Linked DNA regions of Homo sapiens: region 1 is linked to region 2. The links are chromatin contacts, found by Hi-C or POLR2A ChIA-PET in ENCODE. All regions are on one chromosome and are shown on one strand. The core of a region is the stretch at or near the end of the contact, and the rest is flanking DNA. Distances in the headings are between cores, read along the strand shown.

Evidence for each region. Hi-C counts contacts between places; a loop is a spot of excess contacts on that map. ChIA-PET counts read pairs that join two places held with the same protein, here RNA polymerase II (POLR2A). Pooled maps may share reads with other maps.
Region 1: a loop to region 2 is called in a pooled map, with 4 times the contacts of the local background. The contact joins the promoter of FOXO6 here to the enhancer-like site in region 2. A Hi-C loop is called at or near these places in 6 of 50 pooled maps. POLR2A ChIA-PET finds 5 or more read pairs at or near these places in 4 of 52 experiments (BJ, CD4-positive, alpha-beta memory T cell, WTC11 and 1 more).

What each region holds. Positions count from the first base shown.
Region 1 is chr1:41,359,737-41,365,916 of GRCh38, reverse strand. FOXO6 (forkhead box O6) reads right to left here and starts at 4,483. Exons shown (of 3, transcript NM_001291281.3): 1 at 3,573-4,483. The coding sequence starts at 3,986. RefSeq lists silencers at 3,768-3,987, 4,188-4,847 and enhancers at 4,646-4,940, 5,008-5,077.
Region 2 is chr1:40,999,176-41,006,318 of GRCh38, reverse strand. It overlaps CTPS1 (CTP synthase 1), which reads right to left. Exons shown (of 19, transcript NM_001905.4): 10 at 5,202-5,290; 11 at 4,065-4,159; 12 at 3,143-3,205; 13 at 225-268. Among named protein-coding and RNA genes, the nearest start is that of SLFNL1-AS1, 12 kb to the left of the region's middle. RefSeq lists an enhancer at 2,179-2,328. Within about 2 kb of position 2,463, at least 12 of the 41 ENCODE cell types and tissues checked have a DNase peak (open chromatin) inside an H3K27ac peak, as active enhancers do.

The DNA.
Region 1 (6,180 bases), core at 3,234-5,733, 360 kb before region 2:
TGGGAGGCGCCCAGGCCTGGCCTGGGAGCTCCCAGTGGAGCTGGCAGCCAGGAAACACAAAAGCAGGCAGAACAACTCCAGGGGCACTAAGTGGAAGGTGTGCCAGAACTCAGAGCAGCCTGAAAGGCTTCCCAGAGGAGTCCAGGGCCAAGGGAAAGTGAGACTGGAGCATCTGAGAGAAAGTAGGAGGCTCTACCTGGATATTCAGTCTTGGGACGCTGTAGAGGCACCGCCTATCCAAGCCCCCATCCTAGGCCTGGAGGGGAACATGACCAGCCCCTTTGGTTGGGTTCCCAGCAATGAGCCCAGCCTCTCTAGGCCTCAGCATAGTCTGGGTGTCCCCAAGCCTGCTGCTGGTCTTGTCTTCTCCAATTGCTGTCCTGCACCACTCAGCCACCTCCCTGCATCACAGGTGTGACCACAGGGATAAGGCTAAGCATGTCATCCCTTCCTGATCTGGCCCATTCCACCCTTCCCATGCCACCTCCCTGTCTTGCCTGGACACCCTTGGTTTGAGTCTGGCACACCCAAACTGTCCCCAAATCAGACATGCACAATTTCACCTCCCTGCCTTTGGGAATGCAGTCAATACTTCCTGGAAGACTATCTCCCAAATTCTCCCCTCCCCAGTGAAGGCAGTGCAGTCCAAGTGCCACCTCCTCTGTGAGGACCTCCCTGGCTCCCCCAGGGTATCTAACTCCCCTTCCCCTACCTTTCCCTACCCCCATCCCCAGCCTTTCCTATCTACAAAACACAAGCCTGGGTGTGGAACTGGCTAAGTCCTGATTATTCTGAAATAGATCCAATTAATGCCTTCTCCTTTGGTCCCCTGCCCCATCTAACACAGGGTTTGGTACACCCCAGGGATTCAATTGCAGTATATTTGTAGGGGAGGGGAATGAGGAGAGAACAGTGGGCCCTGGCCCCAGGCCTGGCACCTGAGGTGTTCTGTCTGTCAACCTGAGCCTGGCTGGGAGCTGGGACGGCTCTTTCACCAGGCCTCTGGAGGAAACGACTGGGAATGGGGAAGGGCACCATGCAGGAAGCTCCAGGAATAAGTGGGGAAGTAGGCTTGCTGGGGAGCTGGGTAGAGGGTGAAGTGGAAGGGGACAGCATCAGGCAGGCCCCTTTCCAGTGCCTGGGTGGTCTCTGCCAAAACCTAGGTCAGGAGCCCACGCCTTAGGCTCCCTCTCCAACACACAGCCCGTGACTGGGAGCCCAGGCACAGGGAGAATCGGTGTGTCCCTAGCAGTGTGGTGCTGTGGAAACCGCATCCAATGGGCAGGCGGGAGGCCTGGGCCCTCATCCAAGGCCTGCTGCTCAGTGATGCCGGTGGCAAGACTCCTATCCCCTTCCAGGGCCTCAGTCTCACCGTCTGGGAAATGAACTCATGGGTCTAAACTATCTCCAAGCATATTCTCAATCACGTTTTAGGATTTATACCTGCCCATATTCAAAGCCTTCAGTGTGTCCCTCCCACCCCCCCACCCCCCCGCCAGCAGGACACTGTTCCAGAGGTGCTTGGGGACCCTGGAGGGAGACACATGTAGGCTGGATTCCAGCTTTCCCATCTACTAACTGTGTGACCAGTTCACTCCTAAATACGGGCCTCAGGGCCTTCCTTGTACCTGGGGCCAATGCCGGCTTTGGAGACCCTGGAGGGAGACCATTTGGTCACAGTAAAACCACCTCAGGGACTGCTGAGAGCGTTAAAGGCAGATGTGTCAAGGTGCCTCTCACAGTGTTTGGCCCCAAGACCTTCAATGAACTGCAGTTCTCTGCTTACTTCCAGCCTCATGTTCCCTCTTCCCATCTTTCCCCATGCTGCCTGATGCAGCAAGCCCAGCTGGAGCTACATGTCCTGCAAGAAGCCCTCCCAGCCACTCTGGCCCAATGTACTGTCCCCTGCCTCAGCATCCTGCACCATCCACTCAGTTCCCTACTCTTTCACTAGACACACACTGGTGGCTTCTTGGTGTCAAGACTGTATGCTGGGTGCTGTGGGCACAGAATGGTTCTGACACTGCCACTGTCTTCCAAAAGCAGGGTAGAGAGGGGAAATGAGACAGAACACAAATGACTAAAACCTGCTACCAGCAGGGAGAGGGCCAGAGAAAGGGGAGTCCTAAGCTAGCTAAAAAGGGTTTAGGGAAGGCTTCCTGGAGGAGGCATCTGAACTCTGTACCCTTGAGGACAGTGAATACATCTACAGGGAGGAGTAAGCCAGGGCATGGGGAGTGCAGGACACACTTGGGGGAAATGTGTTCTGGTGGGGGTTGAGCCCAAGGGGATGGGAGAGGGGATGCGGAAAGAGACCCAGGTCTACTCCTCCAGCCTGTGTTCCTGCCCCACAGTGGCCGGTGAGGGACAGAAGCTGCCAGCACTAACCCTGAGAGCCATGGGCTCCCAGGTCAGGATACCCTGGCTCTACAATGCTGCCCCTGGGTATCTAGAGCTGTTCATGCCCACAAGTCTCCCCTCCTCCACTGGCACACCTCCTTCCTCTGACCCAGCTCACAGGCACCACAGGGCACAGCCCCCTCCCTTGACATAGGCATGCCTCCCTCACAGAGGCCACTCCTCCCATAGGGAGGCTGACAGTTCGCCTCCTAGGCACAGGAGGGGTCTCCAGCCTCCTCTCCCCCAAAGGCATAGACTATCCCCACTCTCCAACAAGATGGCCAGGGGAGGAGCTGGGTCGAGAGGCCACAATCCAAGCAAGCCCCTGTCCCCTCCTAAGGTGGCTCCCCCCTTTCCACTGGCTGGCACTGAGGCCTCCCTGGGGTACCCTGCCCCTCCCCCAGCCCCTAAATGGATCTGGGCTCCGACAGCTAGGGAAGTGGAAAAAAGCATCCTGGGTGGGTATGGACAGATCCCCAGCTCTCAACACCCTGTCCTCACACCAGCAGGGGCCATCACCAGTGACCCCCATCCTGATCTAGGTAAGGGGGGCAGCAGCCACCCCATGGAGAACTCAGATCTCAGGTCACCTGCCGAGTTCCCCACTCCAGGCTGGTTGGTGCCCTAGGGTGAACTCTGGCACCACAAGAAGAACTGTGGGCCCATGGTCACACTCCTCACCCTGGGGACAGCTCCAGGAAGCGCAATGATAGAGATTTGGGAGGGAAAGCCGGCATTGGCCCCAAGTCATTATTCCAGCGCTCTAAGAAGGGTGCCCTGGTGGAAAGGGTAAAACAAGAGTCACACAAAGCAGACTTGGGGGAGGAGGGGGAGGCTCCCCAATGTCCGCGGCCTGGGAATGGGTTCCTCTGCTATGCCCCCAAGGACAGGGTGGGGACGTGCCTCGGGGACGCCTCAAAGCGGCAGTCCCTTGTCACCCTACCAGACCTCCCACCCCGCATCCCTCCCCGCAAGGGAGCACGCACACAGCTGCTCCCAGTACGCCCCCGCCCGTCCGCTGGCCGGCCCCACGCCCTGGGCGCACACTCTGTGACCCCGGGGGGTGCCAAAAAGCCCTCCTTCTGACGGCCCTCCTGGAGCCCAACACACCTAGCAGCCCCTGGAAGCCCCAGTCGGCGTCCCCAGCCCCCTCCCCAGCCGGACGCCCCCACCTTCCAGCCGGCCGAGCTGTTGCTGTCGCCTTTATCCTTGAAGTAGGGCACGTAACGGACCATCCAGTCGTAGATCTGCGAGAGCGTGAGCCGCTTGTCCGGGGCGCTCTCGATGGCTTTGGTGATGAGGTCGGCGTAGGACAGGTTCCCCCACGCGTTCCGCCGAGAGCTCTTCGCTTTCCGCAGCGGTCCGACCTCCGCGCCCAGGGGCGGCGCTGGGGCCATCGCCGGGGCCGTAGCCCGGCGCTCCGGCCCGCAGTCCTCGGCGCCCTCGGCCACCCCTGCGCCCAGCGCTCCGTCCTCGTCGCCGGCCAAGTCAGGCTGCGGCAGGGGCCAGGTACACGAGCGCGGCCGGCTCTGCGGCGCGAAGTCCGGGTCCACGTCCACCTGATGCGCTCGCAGCTTCGCAGCCATGGTCCCGCCCGGCTCGGGCGAGGAGGGGAGGGAGGCTTCGCGGAGGGTGGGCGGGCGGCTCCGGGATCTGCACGCCCCGGGGAGGCCCGCGGGAGGGGTCCCTGGCGGCGCTGTCTCAGCCGCGGGGCGCCATGGGCCGAGGCGCGGAGGCAGGGGGCTGGACGCGCTGGGGAGCACGAAGGGAGGGAAAGACCTGGGCAGTGAGGGGGCGGCGGCCCGGGAGCCCAGCGGGCACACACCTCGCCCAGCCCCGCTTCTAGCACCTGCCGCCTGCCTGCGCCTGCAGCCACCACCGCCACCGCCGCTGCCGCCGCTCCCCGGGCGCCGGCCCTGCGCACGGGCCCTGCTCTCCCGGGACGAGGCCGGATTGCACCATGCCGGAGCCCGAGCCGGTGCCGGAGCCCGCGCCGCCGCCGCCCGGTGAATGCTGCCGCCGCCGCCGCTCCGGCTCCAGCGCCAGCTCCCGCGCCTGCCGCGCTCAGCGCCGGCTGCACCTCGGGATGGGCGGGGGACGGGGAGGGGGCGGGCCCGACGCGGGAGGGGGCGGGGCGTTTCGCCTGCGGCCGCGGAATCCTCAGCCAGCCCAGGTGCCCCGCCCGCGGGCTGGGAGACCGGGCGCTGAGCTCCCAGCTCGGGGCGACCCCGCCGCAGCCCCTGCAAGCAACAGCGCCGCCTACGGAGCAGGGGCGGAGCGGCTGGCGCGACCCCGCCCCCTGCTCGGCGCGGAGGCGGGGGGGCTAGGGGGCGGAGCCCTAACACTCCCATTGGTCCGCGGCTGGACTGTCCTGCCCATGGGCTCGACAGGATCCCTCCCAGAAGCGCGTCACCGGTTATTGTTACAACCCGGGGTTTCCCGGGGCAACGGGATGGGGCGGGGCTCAGGGCACTGGCCCCGCCTTCTACTCCGGAGAGGACTGCCCCGCCCTCTGTTTGTAGACTCCTGACGTTCCCAAGTCTCCGTTCCAGGACTCTGACAGGGAGGATGATCGAACTCTGCTCTTCTTTGTGCCCTGGACTGAGCTGGGGAAAAAGAATGGGTCAAGAATACCTGGGTTCTAGGCTAGGCTTTGCCACAATTCTCGCTCCTCCATCCGCAAACATGTTCTTCATGGTGCCTGTGGTCATAGTTTTAGAGCTCCAGTTCTCAAAGTTTGACGCAGAGCAGAATCATCCCCTAGAGCTTGTTAACATTGCTGGACCCCAACTCCAGAGTTTCTGATTCGGCAGGTCTGGGTTGGGGCCCCAGACTTTGCATTTCTAACCAGCTCCCAGGTGATGCACGAGAGACCACACCTTGCAAACCATTGTTTTAGAGTCTGTGGGAGGTTCTTACTGCGGTTGTTGGAACAAGCACTTGTCTAAAGTTCACAGTGTTTGGGGAGATGCTTCTCAATCAGTTCCTGGATATTTATTGAGCACCTCTGACGCACCAGGCACTGTCCAGGGCTCTACAGTGAGAGCAGCAACTGAAACAAATGAGGTCCCCTACTGCATAGACTAGTCAGGAGTCAGATGCTAATCAGATCATCACATGAGCTCAGAAGGGCGAGGCTAGCCGAGAGGTTGGGCAGTCCGTGGCCTCATCCTACAGGCTGCTGAGCTAGGTTTCCCAGTCACCACTGCACCTGCTGGCCTTCGCTCAGGGTATTTATCCCCTCTGCCTAGAACACCATTTCCCCGCCGCAAGGCCCTCATCAGAGATTCTCCCACTCTTCAAAGCTCCGTGCAAATGTCAACTTAGCCCTGACACCTTCTCTAGCCCCAACTCCCAACACTTTCTGTTCTCTGCTTGCCCAGACCACTTGTTGAGCTGCCAGCAACACCTTGTGCCCCTTTAGCACAATATTCCTATTTTGCCAATCAGGAAACTGAGGCCCAGAATGAGCAGGTGATTCCCCTGGTGGCATGGCCAGGACTGGAATCTCAAGCTCCTGATTTCTTTACCAGCCAGTACCTTGCTCCTGAGGACGCTGGAGATGCGAAGGTCTCTGGGCAGTGGGAGGGCTGAGCCCAGGCCATGGGAGATGGCCTCCTTTCTCAAAAATTTCTTCCTTCCAGTTTAGGACCTGAGGAGCAGGGCCAAGGGTGAGGGTGGGGGTGGGGCTGGAGGAGCCCCTCCTCATTCCCCAGGGTGGGAGCAGGACTTGCTTGCAGATGCCTGGCGTGGCATTTGCCTGAGTCATATCCCAAGGCA
Region 2 (7,143 bases), core at 1,214-3,713:
GTACCTGTCTTAAAAACTTTCTGTGGTCAATGAAAGATTAGGGAGGAATTACATAATGAAAAAGAAAAGTTTTTCCTCTCTGGTAGGTCTGAGTGCCCAAAACCTCAGGGTTCTTTGGGATGGACTCAAGCAGTCTCACTTCTTGTCTCTAATCATCAATCACGTTCATAAATGCCCCTTCTACACCCTTCTAAGCCCTGTGGAGGTTCAAACACTTGACTCACCACGGGATGACTGGTCGTAGGGTCAAACTCTGTAGAATTGGCATCTGAAATACCAAAATACTTGTTATGAAAATAGTTACAAACGAAAGTGATTAATAGTTTCATTGCTAAGCTCTAAACACAACTTCCCTCCTCAGTTTAAGATCAGTGATTAGAACAAAAACTAAAGATAGCATCCCCCTGACCTCATCCCCAGACGAGATCTCACTGTTGTCCAGGCTGGAGTGCAGTGGTGCGATCATAGCTCACTGCAGCCTTGAACTCCCAGGTTCAAGCAATCCGCCAGCCTCAGCCTCCCAAGAAGGTCAAACTACAGGGGCACACTACCACATCCAGCTAATTTTTTTTCATTTTTTGGAGAGACAAAGGCTATATTGCCAGGCTAGTCTCAAACACCTGGGCTCAAGCAATCCTCCTGCTTTGGCATCCCAAAGTACTGGGATTACAGGTGCAAGCCACCAGACCGGCAATAAATAGCATTTTTAAGACATAAAATACTCAACCCACACACACGTGAATTTTTTTACGTTAAGTATAACTCTCTGGAAAGTCAATCAGTACAAAATGGGAAAATCAAAACTAATGGCATAACCTAGTAATTTTTAATTAGATACTGTATCTTTGACAGTTTTTTTTTTTTGAGACAGAATTTCACACTTGTGGGCAACAAGTGTGGGCAGGCTGGAGTGCAATGGCGTGATCTCGGCACCAAAACCTCCACCTCCAGGTCTCAAGCGATTCTCCTGTCTCAGCCTCCCGAGTAGCTGGGATTACAGGTATACACCACCATGCCCAGCTAACTTTGTATTTTTAGTAGAGACGGGGTTTCTCCATGTTGGTCAGGCTGGTCTCGAACTCCTGACCTCAGGTGATCTGCCTGCCTCGGCCTCCCAAAGTGCTGGGATTACAGGCGTGAGCCACTGCGCCCCGCCTGTGACAGTTCTTATATTGTTTGTTTGTGTTTTAAGACAAGAGTCTCACTATGTCACCCAGAATGGAGTGCAGTGGCACAATCTTGGCTCACTGCAACCTACACCTCCAGAATTCAAGTGATTCTCATGTCTTGGCCTCCCAAGTAGCTGGGATTACAGGCGCACACCACCACACCTGGTTATTTTTTGTATTTTTAGTAGAGATGGGGTTTTTCCATGTTGGCCAGGCTGGTCTCGACCTCCTGGCCTCAAGTGATTAACCCAACTCAGCCTCCCAAAGTGCTGGGATTACAGGCCTGAACCACCATGCCCAGCCAAGTTTTTATATTGTCTTAATGTTTCAGACTCTTGTCTCTCTGAGATAAACAAGTACTATTTCTTCTATACTTCTTTCATCTTCAGCAGCTAATACAAAGCCCTACTCAACTGTTTCACTCAATAGCTCAGTCAGAAATGAACTGATTTCAACTCAACCTTTCTAACCTTCATTGAACTTACCGTCTAACCAAAGCAAAACCACTAAAGACCAAAAGGCAAAGGACCAAGTTCCTGGTACTATGTGAACGCTGGGCACTGTTCTCCTCCTGGCCTGAACCAGGGTCCAGTCTCAACTGAAGTGTAAGCTCATCACCAAAGCACCTACCCATTTGGGAACCTAAGTGAGAGGCAGAGGTCTGGGGCTGTGAAGGATCCAGGGAGACCAGAAAGCCAGCTCTGGGGTGGCGGGTGATAAGACAGTGCCTCTCAGGACTCAGAAGCCAGCACTCAAGGGCATGCTGTCTACCAAACTAAGCCACACCGCCAGGTCACTGTGAAGCAGCCTCTCAGGGAAAGGGTGAATGAAACCCAGCCCTAAACCATATGCTGGCCACCAGAGTCACTTGTTCTTTATAAAGTCAAACTGCTTTTACATTCCTTCAGGTTACTTTATTTTCCACAGAATTTACAAGGTCTTTCTGAAAATCTAGTATTTGTCGGGTGGGCTACAGAGAATAAATGGGCTGTGGTGGACCATTCCAGGGTGGCCCCAGTGCAGCATGCTCAGTCTTCACACCCATGTGTGTTCTCCTCCCCTGCCGGCTCGGGGCTTGGCCACGTGACTTGTTTTGGCCAACGGGACATCAGCAGGCCTGATAAGTGCCTGCATAACAGGCCTGTCATTTTGGAGTCCAGCTGCCCACCCTGTGTGAGGAAGCTTGGGCTGGATTAATGAATGATGAGCCACTAGGTGGAGACAGCATCTTGACGTCCCGGCTGGGCCGAGCTCACAGCTGAACACAAGGCAGGAGTGTGCCATCTCAGATAGTACACCACGTGCAGCTGAAACCCAGGCACTGAGCCAAACCACAGAATACTGAGATGAGAAGTCACTGCTGTTGGGAGCCACTGAGCTTTAGGGAGGTCTGTCACATAGTAATACACAGCTAGGCGAAGAGCTGATATTATCTGAGCATTTCCCTATTTTCCAGGCACTACTAGAGACTATTTACATACATTATCTCCCTTAATCATGTGAAGTACGTACCTTTATTACTCCCATTTTACAGAAAAAACGGAGGCCCATAAAGGCTAAGTAAATTGCTTAAAATCACCCATAAGCGGTAAGGTTGGAATCTGAGCCCAGTTTCAATAGCTCCAGAGCCCAGGTTCTCATAATAACTGCCCAAGCCTCACTTAGGACAAGGACTTCACACCAGGCACCAGCTTCAGGATGGTGGCCACGGTGATCAAAGTGACAGAATCTCAAGAACAGGAACACAGAGGCAGAAGGCAAAGGAGGGAGTCTGGCTGTGCTCCCTCCTTCCTGCATGGAGGAGCCGTGCTGTTCCTCAAGAGGCAAGGCAGCTCCCTTACGGCACACCATGAGGTGCTAGGAACCCAGGCCTGCCCTTCTCCAAAGCTCCTGATCACCCAGGCGGCAACAGGCCTCATATCCTCCAGAAATACACAAGCGGGAATTGAATGAGTGTCTTAATGCACGCTTACCTTGCCATCCCAGCACGTTTCTTGAGAATTCAACCACTGCCAACTGCATCCCTAAGCACACGCCTTCCAGTCGGGGGGAAAAAACAAACAAAACTCCATTGAAAAGGCAGCTCCTACTTTTCCCAGCAGCCTCTGCAATGGCCTTTGTGTCCTTTATTTGGAGAATTATAATTGCAAACTCATAACTTCCTGCTATGAACAAGTACTCTCTGCTGTTACACTTTACTTGTATTAGATTTCAAAAACTGCATGTAAAGTAGATGAAAATTCTAGATTTGCAAAGTTATCCGATTTTAGAAGTAAGTGATATTCTATTCAGTACTTTTTTCCCCCCAGACAGGGTCTTGCTGTTGCCCACTCTGGAGTGCAGTGGAGAGATCTTGGCTCACTACAGCCTCAAATTTCTGGGATCCAGCAACCCTCCTGCCTCAGCCTCCACAAGTGTTGGGTTTACAGGTGTGAACCACCGTGCCTAGCCTCAGTACTTTAAAATTCAAGTTTTCTTACCCTCTCTCATTAAGTTTTTATTTATAATTGTTCAAGTTGAAAATTACTAAAATGTACAGCACCAGGAGGCATGCAAAATCATTTTGTCCAATTACAGTCAGCTGTTGTGCCAAGTGAGCAGATATAAAACTCAACCTCACGTGTGCTACAAACAGCTGGGTTCATTAAATGGACAGGAATTCACAATTCATTCTCTCAAAATTCCACGACATCTACATGTAGCTCATAAGCATAAATAAGCTTTCCAAGACTGAATTTGTCTCTAAAGAGAAAACATGAAGGCTTCTACTTGAGCTCCTATCCACAAAGACAGCATGTTTCAGTAATCCCCCCACTTTGTTCATAGGCTCCCACGTGGCACCGTTCCCCACTCTTTCCTACTCTTAAGTGAAGACTGCACTGCAGAGCTCCTTACCCAAAAAAGGCTTTTTCTGATTCCGAGCCCAGGCAATTGCTTGGATTTTTCCTTCTGTTCCTCGAACACCAAATCCTCCTGGAACCAGCACTCCACTGCACAAAAGAACAAACCACAAAGGCAATTCCCCTTTTCTACCAGTCCAACTTGCAATAATCGCCTAACGGGCCATTACCAAGACACTGAAGCCATGAATTAACCCCATACATTGTGCTACTGTGACAATGAATTGTATGTAAACACTATCAACTTAGAAACTGCATATGAAACTATGGACTTTTCTTAGTAACTTAAGAACATGCTTATTGCAAGTGAAAAAGATAGTATACATAATTGTAATACTGCCACTGCACTATCTTTGGTACTGAGTTGTTCACAATTTTTTTTTCTTGAGACAGGGTCTCACACTGTTACCCAGGCTGGAGTGCAGTGGTGTGATCACAGCTCACTGCAGCCTTGATCTCCCAAGGAGCTGGGACCACACCCAGCTGGTTTTGTTGTTTTTGTTGTAGAAACAGGGTCTCCCTATGTTGCCTGGGCTGGTCTTGAACTCTTGGGCTCAAGCAATCCTCCCACCTCAGCCTCTCAAAGTTTTAGGATTACAGGCATGAGCCACTGTGCCCAGCCCAAAATTTTAAATACATATATTAATATTAACAATTTATCTTACCTCTTGGCTTAAAATGCTCCCCTAAGGGGGCCTTTCTTCATCAGCTCTGTGTGCCGTACTGACCAAGACACTCAGAAGAAGGTGTACACCTCCGTAATATTCAACTGTTCTAGTGAACCAGAAATTCTTGCTAATGTTTTACTATTATAAATAACAGCTGCCAAAACAACTGATGAGACTCTACTGATGGGTACTCATCAAATGTTCTGGATGAAAAATCCTTAAATGAGCCTCATCAATAGATGCATATGGCAAACAATATCAAAATCAGAGCAGCTTTTCAGATCCAATGATATTGACAAGCTGCATTTTTTAAGGATTAAATCAGATGGCATGTAGTCTTTTCAACAATTAAAAAATATTTTAACAAGTCAATTACCTACTACTGGCACATGAAAACAAGAGGACTTTTTCATTAAAACAAACCAAAAGAACTCTGGAAACCCAAGGCAGCGAACTCTACTCACTGAGCACTACAGAGCTTCTGCCAAGCTTCGTGGTAGCGCACGGGCTCTTCTTGCGAGGTGATGGGCTCCAAGTCCGCAGAATCTATGTACTGGATGTTATTCAGACAGGGGAGAAAAGCAGGCTCGTGACCCCAGGCTGTGCGTTCTTAATTTTTAAATAATATTATCATTTTATCAAAGTTGTCTTTCTTGATTCTGGCTTTAAAGTGATCATCTTAATACTGGCTTTAAAGTGATCAACTTAATATATTTAATAACTTAAACATTTTTTAAATATGAGGTTTTAAAATACAACAGTTTCCTTCAAAATCATTAAATTCCCAAATCTCTCTCTTTCTGCACTCTACTGTGTTCAGGATCGGGTCTCAGCTAAGCCTCTGCAGCAGACTCTAGAGGGCTTTCTGTTCAATGACAGCCTCCTCAGCCCATCTTCCGCCCAGCTTTTGTGGGTTTTTTCTTTTTCTTTCTACCATATTGAAGCATAATTCACATACAATAAAATACAAGCATTTTAAGTGCATACTTTGAAGAGTTTTGTCAAACATACACACCAAGATATAGAATGAGCCGGGCGTGGTGGCTCACACCTATAATCCCAGCACTTTGGAAGGCCGAGGCGGGTGGATCACTTGAGGTCAGGAGTTCGAGACTAGCCTGGCAAACATGGTGAAACCCCATCTCTACTAAAAATACAAAAAAAAAAAAAAAATAGCTGGGTGTGGTGGCATGCACCTGTAGTCCCAGCTACCCAAGAGGCTGAGGCAGGAGAACTGCTTGAACCTGGAAGGCAGAGGTTGCAGTGAACTGGGATCATGCCACTGCACTCCAGCCTGGGTGACAGAGCGAGACTCCATCTCAAACAAAACAAAACAAAACAAAACAAAACAAAACAAAACAAAACATAAGTTACCATCTTCCCAGAATGTGCCCCTCTACCTCCTACCCCAAACAACCTCAGATCCAATTTCTATCATCACAGATTCGTTTTGCCTCTTATAGAACATCATATAAATGGAGCCAAATAGTATATAACCTTTTGTGTCTGGCTTCTTTTGCTTAGTGTTTTTGAAGTTCATCCATGTTGCTGTGTTTATCAGTTGTTTGTTCCTTTTCTTTTTTAACTTTTTTTTGCAGAGACGGGGGTCTCGCTATGTTGACCAGGCTGCTCTCGAACTACTGGTCTTAGGCGATCCTCCCACAGCAGAGCCTCCCTAAGTGTTGGGATTATGGGCTTGAGCCAGTCAGTGTTCAGCCTGGTTTCTTCCTTTTCATTGCTGAGTGGTTTCTACTATATAAATAAACCATTACAAATTGATCCATTGACAGGCTATAAATATTTGGGTTGTTTCGAGATTTCAGCTATTACGAATAATTTGTCCATTTGAATAAAAATCTTTTTTTGTGGACGTTTTCAAGTCTCTCAAGTGAGTATCTGGGAATGGACTTATTGGATCACACGTCTCTACCTTGATAAGAAACTACCAGACTGTTTTCTAGTGTGGTGGTGCCATTTTACACTCCCGGCAGCAAGGTAAGAGCTCCACAGCCTCTCTAACACTCAGCCGCTCTAGGGGGTTTGTGTCACTATCTCATTGTGACTTCATCTGCACTGATTTCCCTAACTAGAGGTGTTGAGCACCTTTTCGTGTTTATCACCTACATCTTTTTTTGGAAGTGTCTGTTCAAATCTCGTGCCCACTTTTTAAATTAGGGTGTTCACCACTTTTCTACAATCTCCTACCTAAACCCTGCAGTTAGTTTCCTGAACCTCAGGGTAAGACCCAGATTTGGCCCAGTTCATGGAATTGTGGGCAGGCCCTCACCAGCCTGTCTCCAGACAGCCTCCAATTCACAATTTCCATCCACAGTGTTTCCAACTGCTCCACATCTCCAAGCCCTTGGACGTGCTCTATCTATTCTAACAGGAATGCCCCTTCCGAGC